Regions from separate parts of the Homo sapiens genome. Here region 1 is linked to region 2. A link is a loop called in an ENCODE intact Hi-C map of the cell type or tissue named here. Cell type or tissue: MCF 10A. All regions are shown on one strand. Links, peaks and the distances in the headings refer to the core of each region. The heading gives the core; the rest is flanking DNA.

Region 1 (5,392 bases), core at 158-5,157, 330 kb before region 2:
CAATTTATGTGAGGTGTCCAGAATAGGAAAACCCACAGAGACAGAACTTAATTTTGTGTCCAGGTGGTGTACAACATTTGGGAAGAATCTTTAAAAGCTACCATCGGCCGGGCACGGTGGCTCACGCCTGTAATCCCAGCACTTTGGGAGGCTGAGGCGGGTGGATCACCTGAGGTCAGGAGTTTGCGACCAGCCTGGCCAACATGCTGAAACCCCGTATCTACTAAAAATACAAAAAATTGGCCAGTTGTGGTGGTGGGCGCCTGTAAATCCCAGCTACTTGGAAGGCTGAGGCAGGAGAACCACTTGAACCCGGGAGGCAGAGGTTGCAGTGAGGCGAAATCGTGCCACTGCACTCCAGCCTGGGCGACAGAGCGAGACTCCGTCTCAAAACAAACAAACAAACAAACAAACAAACAAACACTACCGTCACTTGCCCCATTCCTCTTGCCTTGTTTGTAATATTTCAGATAATGAAAGCACTGTCAGCTTAAGTCTTATGAATGAGAACTTAGTTTAGTTGTTGTAAATTGGGAGTGACTTTTAGTGGTTATGGAGTTTCTTTTTGGGGTAAAGAAAATGTTCTGAAATTGGTTAGTGGTGATGGACTCTATAAATACACTAAAACCCACTGTATACTTTTTGTACACTTTTGGGTGAATTTTATCATATGTGAATTACATCTCAGTAAAGGTGCTATTCCAAAGATGGTTTGATGTGGTATTCTGTTCTGAGTTTTCTAGAAAGCAGAGTTTCAGGTGAAGGGCTCATGTACTATTGCTTTCTTCAGGAGAAGGAGCGAAGGGTAAGGGAAGTGAAGCAGGGAAGGTGGAGTGCTCAAATGAAGATGCCTCATCCAGTTGACCATAGCTAAGCAATTATGTGCTGGATTCCATGACACTATTCCCCAAGAAGCTGCCTAACCCTCTTAGGACTGTCTCAGGCAAGTCTGTCCATGGAGAAAAGGGGAGAATATATCCACACTTCCATTTCTTTTTGGTCGAAGTTTTGCTCCACAGGGCATTAACTGCCCTACACTTCAGGTTTTGCAAGCATGGGCCCTAGATAGGCTCCCCAGTCTCTATCCTAGCTATTAAAGGTGAAGTCCCCAGGTGGGGGATGACAGATATCTGGTGAGGGGACTGATGTAAAGCTCCATCATGTTGTACCAGCTTGAGGTGAGTTGGAACCTACACCAAGATGATTCCTATAGGGGCAGCTGCATAAGAGGTGGGAGAGGCTGGGAGGCTATGAGTGGGGTCTGATCCTTGCCTGATAAAAGTTCTCAAATTTCCAAGTGAATATGTCATGTAGGCTCCTTATTGCTTATTTTTTTCCTTGTAAATACTATGTGTCAATTCATTTTCTCTTTTCTTTAAAGAAAATACATGCATTCAAATAAATCAAATAAAATCTGGTGTTAGAACTAATCTCTCCCCCCACCAAATCAATTGGCATTGAGGGATTTTCTTTGTAAAACTAATATTTATGGCAACTTTTCCCTCAATTAGAGTACATAGTGATTAGGGGGAAATGGAGAAAAGAAAACAAAGAAAAGGAATTAAAGCTACATGCTAATCTACAACCAAAGGCTGACTAATATTACATGAATTGCACAAACAACTTATAAAACCTCTATATTTAAAATTGTTCAGGATTAGAATTATCAGGACCATTTTACATTATGATATGTAAAGTTCTAAAAAACTTTTTATGTCTGCCCTCATCTAATCTTTTGAAATATGTGTTAAAATCTGTTAAAATTATTTTAGCCCATGTAAGGAATAGAAATTCAGTGGAAGTCATTAATGTTGTTCGGTGACATTGTAGGCTTTCGCCCTCCAGGCACATAGTAGCATTGCTCTTCGTGACCTGTGAAGTTAGATGTGGCTGTGGAACTTACTTTAGGAAATGAGGAGAGTGTGGAAATGGTGTATAACACTTGAGGAGAGCCTTTAAAAGCTACCATGGCTTGCCCCATTCATTTTCCCCTGTTTGTCATATTTCAGATAATCAAAGCACTGTCAGCTTGAGTCTTTTGAGTGAAAATGATGTGTATCCAAGACAGTCACCAATGTGAGAGGAATTCATAGTGTGAGCAGGCAATACATTTCTGAACATGGAAATTTTGGATGTCTGTCTGTTATAGCAGCAAAAACTAGCCTTTGTTTTTTTGTTTTCTAGTTTTTAGCAGCAAAAGCTAGATCGATGTGTTCTTCAAAAAATAATGCAATGAATTATAGATTTGAGGCATGTAGAAGCTATATCCCTTTAAAGCCTTAATGACATATCAAAAGCAGGATAGTAAAGTAGTTAAGAGCATGGCTTGGAGGTAGATGGCATGGGTTTGGAGATTGATTCTGCTGACTATTAACCATGTGACCTTCAGTAATTCTCTTAAACCCTCTGGACTCGGTTTTCTTATAAAGAATCATAATACCCACATCATAAGATCATTATAAAAATTAAATGAATTAACACTTGTCAAATGCTTGGAATAGTGCATAGTAAGCCTTCTTACTATATATAGAGGTAAAATATATAATTAAGTAGTATGTGCAAATTCTTTAGAACAGAGTCTAGCACAGAGTAAGTCCTTAATGATATTTTTTGTTATTATCAATCTTAAAAATCATTGAATAGCAATCGAGTACTTGGCTGATAATTTTCTCTGGGTATGTCTAGTAAGAGATAGGAAAGTGAAAACAAGCTAAGGAGAAAATATAAGTTTTTCTTTTGATTATGGGTAACAAAACCAGCAGTCACATAGGTGGGTTTTACCTCTGAGGAGACACTTGAACACATTGCTGTTACCTTCCCTTTCTAATCAGGTGTGTCCTGAGACAAGAAGCAGAGAGCATCAAGAAATGGAAGAGGACAAACTAAAGCTTTTTCTTTAATTACCTCTATCATCCAGAGTTAAGGGAAATAAGTCACCAGCGACTGAAACCAAACACTCCTGCCAATGAGAGATAAGCATCTCTGGGCAATTTCACACAGCCCAGCAAAAGCTTTTTTGAATTCTCATGACAAACCAGCCCTGGAATTTATCAGGATGATTTATTCATCAGAATTACCTGAGATACCCATTACAAATAGAGATTTCCAGAATCTCAGGTGGTGGTGGGAGAGGAGAGCTCCTGGAATTCTGAATTTCAAGCGAATTCTTTAGAAGATTCTTCTACCTGCTTACATTTGAGAACCCTAAATCCAGTCCTGTGGTTTATACGGAGTAACTGAAATACCACTGCCACCTGGTGGCAGCATGTACAAATTACAGGTTCCAATGTCATTGTGTGATAGAATCAGTAGTGAAATTTTTCAAGTCACGCGTAATTCTTAGTCACCCCTGCCCTCTCCTAATCACAAACGTATTTTTGAGTTTTCTGGATTATCTGATACAGAGTTTATATAATTTAAACCCTGAGGACACAACCTCTTACCATTTTAATTCATTCTTTTTGTTAAACTGAATTTGAAATTATAACTTATTTTTCTTTAACTTTCTCTATATACTCTTATGACATTTAATTAATTTGTAGAATAAAAGAAATCATATCCACTTATAGAACATTCTTTAGGCAGCTCTCTGTCAGAGAAACTGAGAGAGATAGAATCTTAAAGAGAGAGGGATGTCTGAGAGGAATGATTAGTTTTGCATATTGGACTCTGTGATTGTCTGTTAAGATGGAAATAAAAAAAGGAATTGGTATTCAGGAAGTTTTTTCTTCTACTTTCAGAGAATTCTGACTTTGATTCACATATAAAAAGATGATGTCGTAAACCTTTGAATTGGAATAGACTTAGCTTTGCTGAGCTCAGATCCTTCCTGGTTTACGTTCTTCATGAGAATTGGTTATGTAAGGCAAAATAAGAGCAGAAGGAAGTGTTGCATCCTTAAATATAACTGGTATTTCATAATGGATCATGGCATTCAGGCTTGTTTTATAGGAGTCAGTAAGAAGCAAGTGTGGTATAACATGACTCTGAAATTGAGCATCATCCCACTCAGCGCCAGTGTGGCAACTCCAGAAAGACAGTTTGGCAATGTTCAAGATGATTTACAAGCAAACATGGTATGTTCTCCATGAAAAAATAAAATATGTATTAACAAACAGAATGCTCATAAATGAAATTGATGAAAATTACTTGCAGGTTATTCACAGCCAACTTATTATTTGGCACCATTGCAGCCTCTGTAAAAACACCTGGTTGGATAGATTTGTGTAGCAGTGCTTTTTAAAATAAAAAATACATTTTGAGTTAAAATTTGTATAACACAAACCAAGGCATTTTAAAGGTAACAATTCAGTGATATTTAGTACATTCCAAATGTTTTGCAACATTGTCTAGTTCCAAATGATTTTCTTCACTCCAAAAGGAAACTCTGTACCCATTAACTAGTTGGTATACAATTGTTTTAAAAGGGCACATGGGTGAATTTCAAGAGGTTATAGAATTTCAGTTTGATGTTTCAAAATAATGTTCAAAAGACCTCAATATATGGCTTTGTCTTGGCTTGAAGTGTTTGCATTCTTGCCAAAGCTTTTTTAGTTTAGCTATGTCAGTTGGGAAGAGTTTATAATCAGAGGATTTAAAGAGTCTCACATGATGCAATCAAGAACAGTAGTTAAACTATGGGACTCTGATGAAAAGAATTCGATTGCGTGTCAAGCATGGTCACTGGCTTTAAAATAGTACAGAGAAAAGCCAACAAAAATGTGGGCAATGAGTCTGTGCATTCCTTATAAGCATTTTATTAGAAAAGAATGAGATTACCTATGCAAATTAGTGGGAAGATGTTTAGACAGATGTGTTGTGCCCACCAGCTTGAGGTATAAAAAGCCCTGTACGGGAAGAGACCTTCATTAACACTTGGGTAACTTACCCTTCACAATCCATCTAAATCCTTCTCAATTGCTGCCACCATGACTCGTTACTTCTGCTGTGGAAGCTACTTCCCAGGATACCCTATCTATGGGACCAACTTCCATGGGACCTTCAGAGCCACCCCCTTGAACTGTGTTGTGCCTCTGGGCTCTCCCCTGAACTATGGCTGTGGATGCAATGGCTACAGCTCCCTGGGCTACAGCTTTGGTGGTAGCAACATCAACAACCTGGGCGGCTGCTATGGTGGTAGCTTCTATAGGCCATGGGGCTCTGGCTCTGGCTTTGGCTACAGCACCTACTGATGGACCAATGGCTCCAGTGACTACAGGACTCTCAATTAATTCTCTGCACAGAACAACCTGAAGAGCAATGACTGTCTTCCTACCTTCCCATGTGCTTGGGTGATACATCTTCCATCTTCTTGCTGACTTCTTGCTGTGGTCTTTGTCTTTGATGCTGTTGGACAAGTCACCCAGGACTCAGGTGCTGAACTGATACTCAT
Region 2 (5,392 bases), core at 246-5,245:
ATAGGTATACATATGCCATAGTGGTTTGTGGCACCTATCAACCTGTCATCTAGGTCTTAAATCCCACATGCATTAGGTATTTGTCCTAATGCTATCCCTCCCCTTTCCTCCCACCCCCTGACAGGCCCCCGTGTGTGTTGCTTCCCTCCCTGTGTCCATGTGTTCTCATTGTTCAACCCCCACTTGTGAGTGAGAACAATGCAGTGTTTGGTTTTCTGCTCCTGTGTTAGTTTGCTGAGAATAATGGCTTTCGGCTTCATCCATGTCGCTGGAAAGGACATGATCTCATTATTTTTTATGGCTGCATAATATTCTATGGTTTATATGTACCACATTTTCTTCATCCAGTCTATCATTGATGGGCATTTGGATTGGTTCCAAGTCTTTGCTATTAAGTAGTGCTGCAATAAACATACGTGTGCATGTGTCTTTATAGTAGAATGATTTATAATCCTTTGGGTATACACCCAGTAATGGGGTTGCTGGGTCAAATGGTATTACTGGTTCTAGATCCTTCAGGAATCACCACACTGTTCTCCACAATGGTTGAAATAATTTACACTCCCACCAACAGTGTGAAAGTGTTCCTATTTCTCCACACTCTCGCCAGCATCTATTGTTTCCTGATTTTTTAATAATCGCCATTTTGACAGGTGGGAGGTGGTATCTCATAATGATTTTTATACGCATTTCTCTAATGATAAGTGATGATGAGCTTTTTTTCATATGTTTGTTGGCCGCATAAATGTCTTCTTTGGAGAAGTGTCTGTTCATATCCTTTGCCCACTTCTTGATGGGGTTGTTTGTTTTTTTCTCGTAAATTTGTTTAAGTTACTTGTAGATTATGGATATTAGACATTTGTCAGATGGGTAGACTGCAAAAAATTTCTCCCACTGCCTGTTCACTCTGATTCTAGTTTCTTTTGCTGTGAGGAAACTCTTTAGTTTAACTATACCCCGTTTGTCAAGTTTGGCTTTGGTTGCAATTGCTTTTGGTGTTTTAGTCATGAAGTTTTTGCCCATGTCTCTGTCCTGAATGGTATTGCCTATGTTTCCTGCTAGGCAAATAACTTAGAAGCAAGAGCAAACCAATTTAAAAGCTACCAGAAGACAAGAAATAACTAAGATCAGAGCAGAACTGAAGGAGATAGAGACACAAAAATCCCATGAAAAAAATCAATGAATCCAGGAGCTGGTTTTTTGAAAAAAAATTAACAAATTAGATATTCCACTAGCTAGACTAATAAAGAAGAAAAGAGAGAAGAATCAAATCGACACAATAAAAAATGATAAAGGGGATATCACCACTGATCTCACATAAATACAAACTGCAATCAGAGAATACAATAAAAACCTCTACACAAATAAACTAAAAAATCTAGAAGAAATGGATATATTCCTATACACACACATGCTCTCAAAACTTAACTAGGAAGAAGTTAAATCCCTGAAAAGACCAATAACAACTTCTGAAATTGCGGCAGTAATTAATAGTCTACCAACCAAAAAAAGCCCAGAACCAGATGGATTCACAGCCAAATTCTACAAGAGGTACAGAGAAGAGCTGGTTCCATTCCTTCTGAAATTATTCCAAACAATAGAAAAAGAAAGACTCCTCCATAACTCATTTTATGAGGCCAGCAGCATCCCGATACCAAACCTGGCAGAGACATAACAAAAAAAAAAAATTTCAGGCCATTATCCCTGATGAACATCGATGCAAAAATCCTCAACAAAATACTGGCAAACTGAATCTAGCAGCACATCAAAAAGCTTATCCACCATGATCAAGTCGGCTTCATCCATGGGATGCAAGGCTGGTTCACCATATGCAAGTCAATAAACGTAATCTGTCACATAAACAGAACCAATGACAAAAACCACATGATTATCTCAATAGATGTAGAAAAAGTCTTCGATAAAATTCAACATCCCTTCATGTTAAAAACTCTTAACAAACTAGGTATTGATGGAACATATCTCAAAATAATAAGAGCTATTTGTGAGATACCCATAGCCAATATCATACTGAATGGACAAAAGCTGGAAGAATTCCCTTTGAAAACCAGCACAAAACAAGGATGCCCTCTCTCACTGCTCCTATTTGACATAGTATTGGAAGTTCTGGCCAGGGCAATCAGGCAAGATAAAGAAATAAAGGCTACTTAAATAGGAATAGAGGAAGTCAAATTGTCTCTCTTTGCAAATGACATGATTCTGTATTTAGAAAACCCCATCGTCTCAGCCCCAAAACTCCTTAAGCTGATAAACAACTTTAGCAAAGTCTCAAGATCGAAAATCATTGTGCAAAAATCACAAGCATTCCTATACACCAACAACAGACAAGCAGAGAGCCAAATCGTAAATGAAATCCCATTCACAACTGCTACAAAATGAAGAAAATAGCTAGGATTACAACTTACAAGGGACGTGAAGGACCTCTTCAAGGAAAACTACAAACCAGTACTCAAGGAAACAAGAGAGGACACAAAGAAATGGAAAAACATTCCATGCTCATGATAGGAAGTATCAATATCATGAAAATAGCCATACTGCCCAAAGTAACTTATAGATTCAATGCTATTCCCATCAAGCTACCATTGACTTTCTCAGCAGAATTGGAAAAAACTACTTTAAGCTTCATATGGAACCAGAAATGAGCCTGCATAGCTAAGACAATCCTAAGCAAAAAGAACAAAGCTGGAGACATCACGCTACCTGACTTTAAACTATACTACAAGGCTACAGCAACCAAAATAGCATGGTACTGGTACCAAAACAGATATACACACTAATAGAACAAAACCCAGACCTCAGAAATAACACCACACATCTACAACCATCTGATCTTCAACAAACCTGACAAAAACAAGCAATGGGGAAAGGATTCCCTATTTAATAAATGATGCTTGGAAAACTGGCTAGCCATTTGCAGAAACTGAAACTGGACCCCTTCCTGGGGAAATTCAATAATACAAGGACAAAAGAAGTGAGAGCTGGACCAAACGTTAGATTATTACAGATTGTACCGTGCTGCCCCCTATAGTACAGGTGAGGAAATGCCGAACAGTTAAGTGATGCCTAGAGTTAAAATCTAAGTGTCAGAATCAAGACCAGAAAGCAGTTCACCTGAACCTAATGCTCTAGTCCATCATTCTGAGTCTCTTTCACTGCATAATTCCAAATCTGAATGCCATCTGGAAAGTTCTTGTAATAATACTGTGGATGGTTTCAATTTTGGAGCAGAGTATATGGAGACTAATTTCATCTCTTAGATTAACTATGTTTTGTTGCTGTTGTTTTTAAAATTTTTCTTGTTAACTTTTATTTTGTTATATATAATACATTTCTGAATTGCTAACTTAGCTTTACTTGAAGGCAAAAACAGAACAAATAAGCTCAATTCTCAAGATTATTTATTTTTATGAGAAATACTTGGGTTTGTTTATGCAATGTAAAGATGAAATATGAACAAACAACTCAGACAAATCTTGTTATTTCTCTCTTTAGATGCTGTACCTTCACAGGGGAGGGCAAGGTAGATAAATTTTGGTAATTTCATTAAAGGAATTTTGACCCTATAACTGAATTTCAGATGAAACTGCTCTATTCTCATACAGGTAAATATCCTCCCAGCCTGAGTAAAAGTATTAAAAATTTGCAATTAAAAGAAAGATCAGTATAATTATAATGAGAAAAAGCACTTGTGGCATTGCTGGTATAATTCAATATTAACATATTTTTGTAACTTACATTTTTATATATTATTAGTTTGTGTCTGAGTTAAACGAAGTCTTTGGAATTTATAACAAAAGCTTTCTTTCTTTCCAGGTAAAAGTTACTACTTATCCCAAGTAAGAACATATTTTCTTCTTCCTTATCCATTATCATAAAGTTATTAAGCATATATTCCAAAGTAAACTTCCTAAAAGTGAAAAGAAGGAGAAAATATAAAACATCATTGTTCTATCAACTTTGGGTCTAATCGACTTTGAGTCTAACAATCTCTTTCAGCATAAAACCAATATCACTACAAATGAATATATGTCTTCATTTTACAATGGATGCTTTCATTTTACTATTTGTTCACTTCGAAAAAAGGACAAAATATTTGTTCTATATATTTTGTATATAAAATATGTAGATTTATATATTTTATTTTAGTATTAATCATTTACTGCTTACGATCATTAATTGGTCTTGTGGAAAATTATCACATAGTCTATTTCTTTAAAACATTCTAATTCTTATTTGGCTATTGAGGTTTTCCATTTATATCTTGTTTGGTTTTATATCTCAGATGTATGCATTGTTTATGCATCCCAAACAAAAATTAGCTATTAAACACTCTTACATTATCAGGCTGATTTATATGGACAAACTGTGGTATCCTTAATATAGTTATTTGTGATTTTGAGTTATTTGTGATTTTATGGCTTCAAAAGGACTCACTGAGAACTCAGCTTATTGACTGTTTCAAGTTCAGATGAGAAATAAGAATGAACCAATATTTGGATAAAAGAAATGTAGCAAATATTGGATTAAATCCTACTCTATAAATGGAAAGACTTATTGAGCTATTTTTCTGTCTTAAAAAGGTAGCTCACTAAGGCGTAGTCAGGGTTGTGCACAGATTGTGGTTGCTGTGGCAGTTACTGTCAATTTACTTAGAATTTCTTCAATAAACAATTTTTAATTCCCTAGTCTGTTGCTTAGAAGAACTGAAGCATTCCTTTTAGGAAATTTATGTTTGATAAAATACTTATAAATCTCACAAAAACTCACCAGCATGTTCAAAGTCATGTAAATTAAATGAATTTTTAGTTGTCGAAGCCAAGAGACAGGTGCTGCATGGAGATTAATCAAGAGTGGTCTCAATGTTGTATCTGTTTCACTAATTCAACAAAGTCAGCTGAGGAACTCTATGAAGCCCAGGGCAAATTTCTTTACATATGTTTCTCTATTCTGTGCCATTTCACCATGGTGCCTTTATTTTGAAAACTTTGAAGACAATTTCTATTTTAGGATACCTTTTAAATTTCAGAAAGCCATAGGAGTTGGAGTACATTTTAAAAAACCCATCCCCTCAAGTATTTATCTGTTGAGTTAACAAACAGTCTAATTTTACTCAAGACATTTTAAAATGTACAATTAAGTTGTTATTGACTATAGTCACTCTATTGTGCTATCAAATAGTAGGTCTTATTCATTATTTCTAAGTATTTTTGCTGGGGTGGGGAGTTGAGGATGTTTAGTAAGTACAAAAAATAGAAAGCTTTAAAAATGATATTTTAATGAACTATTAACAGATCAGTAGGCAGTGGTTAGAAATTACCTCAGAATAAATGAGTACAGGATAGACATAGAAGAACATCAGAATCACGCCTGTAAT

What was found. Peaks named below come from ENCODE experiments on the same cell type or tissue, not always from the same donor. Only the 100,000 strongest peaks of a DNase experiment are listed, where the experiment ranks them.
Region 1: a loop joins it to region 2, with 4 times the contacts of the local background. A loop is called at or near these places in 1 of 110 quality-filtered maps.

What each region holds. Positions count from the first base shown.
Region 1 is chr21:30,829,235-30,834,626 of GRCh38, reverse strand. KRTAP7-1 (keratin associated protein 7-1) reads left to right here and starts at 4,868. Exons shown (of 1, transcript NM_181606.3): 1 at 4,868-5,392. The coding sequence starts at 4,929. The coding sequence ends at 5,192. In MCF 10A, for the core only: a CTCF peak has its summit at 3,275 (motif pointing left); no DNase peak of the experiment used is centred there.
Region 2 is chr21:30,503,456-30,508,847 of GRCh38, reverse strand. No RefSeq gene overlaps it. Among named protein-coding and RNA genes, the nearest start is that of KRTAP19-5, 4.0 kb to the right of the region's middle. In MCF 10A, for the core only: a CTCF peak has its summit at 3,041; no DNase peak of the experiment used is centred there.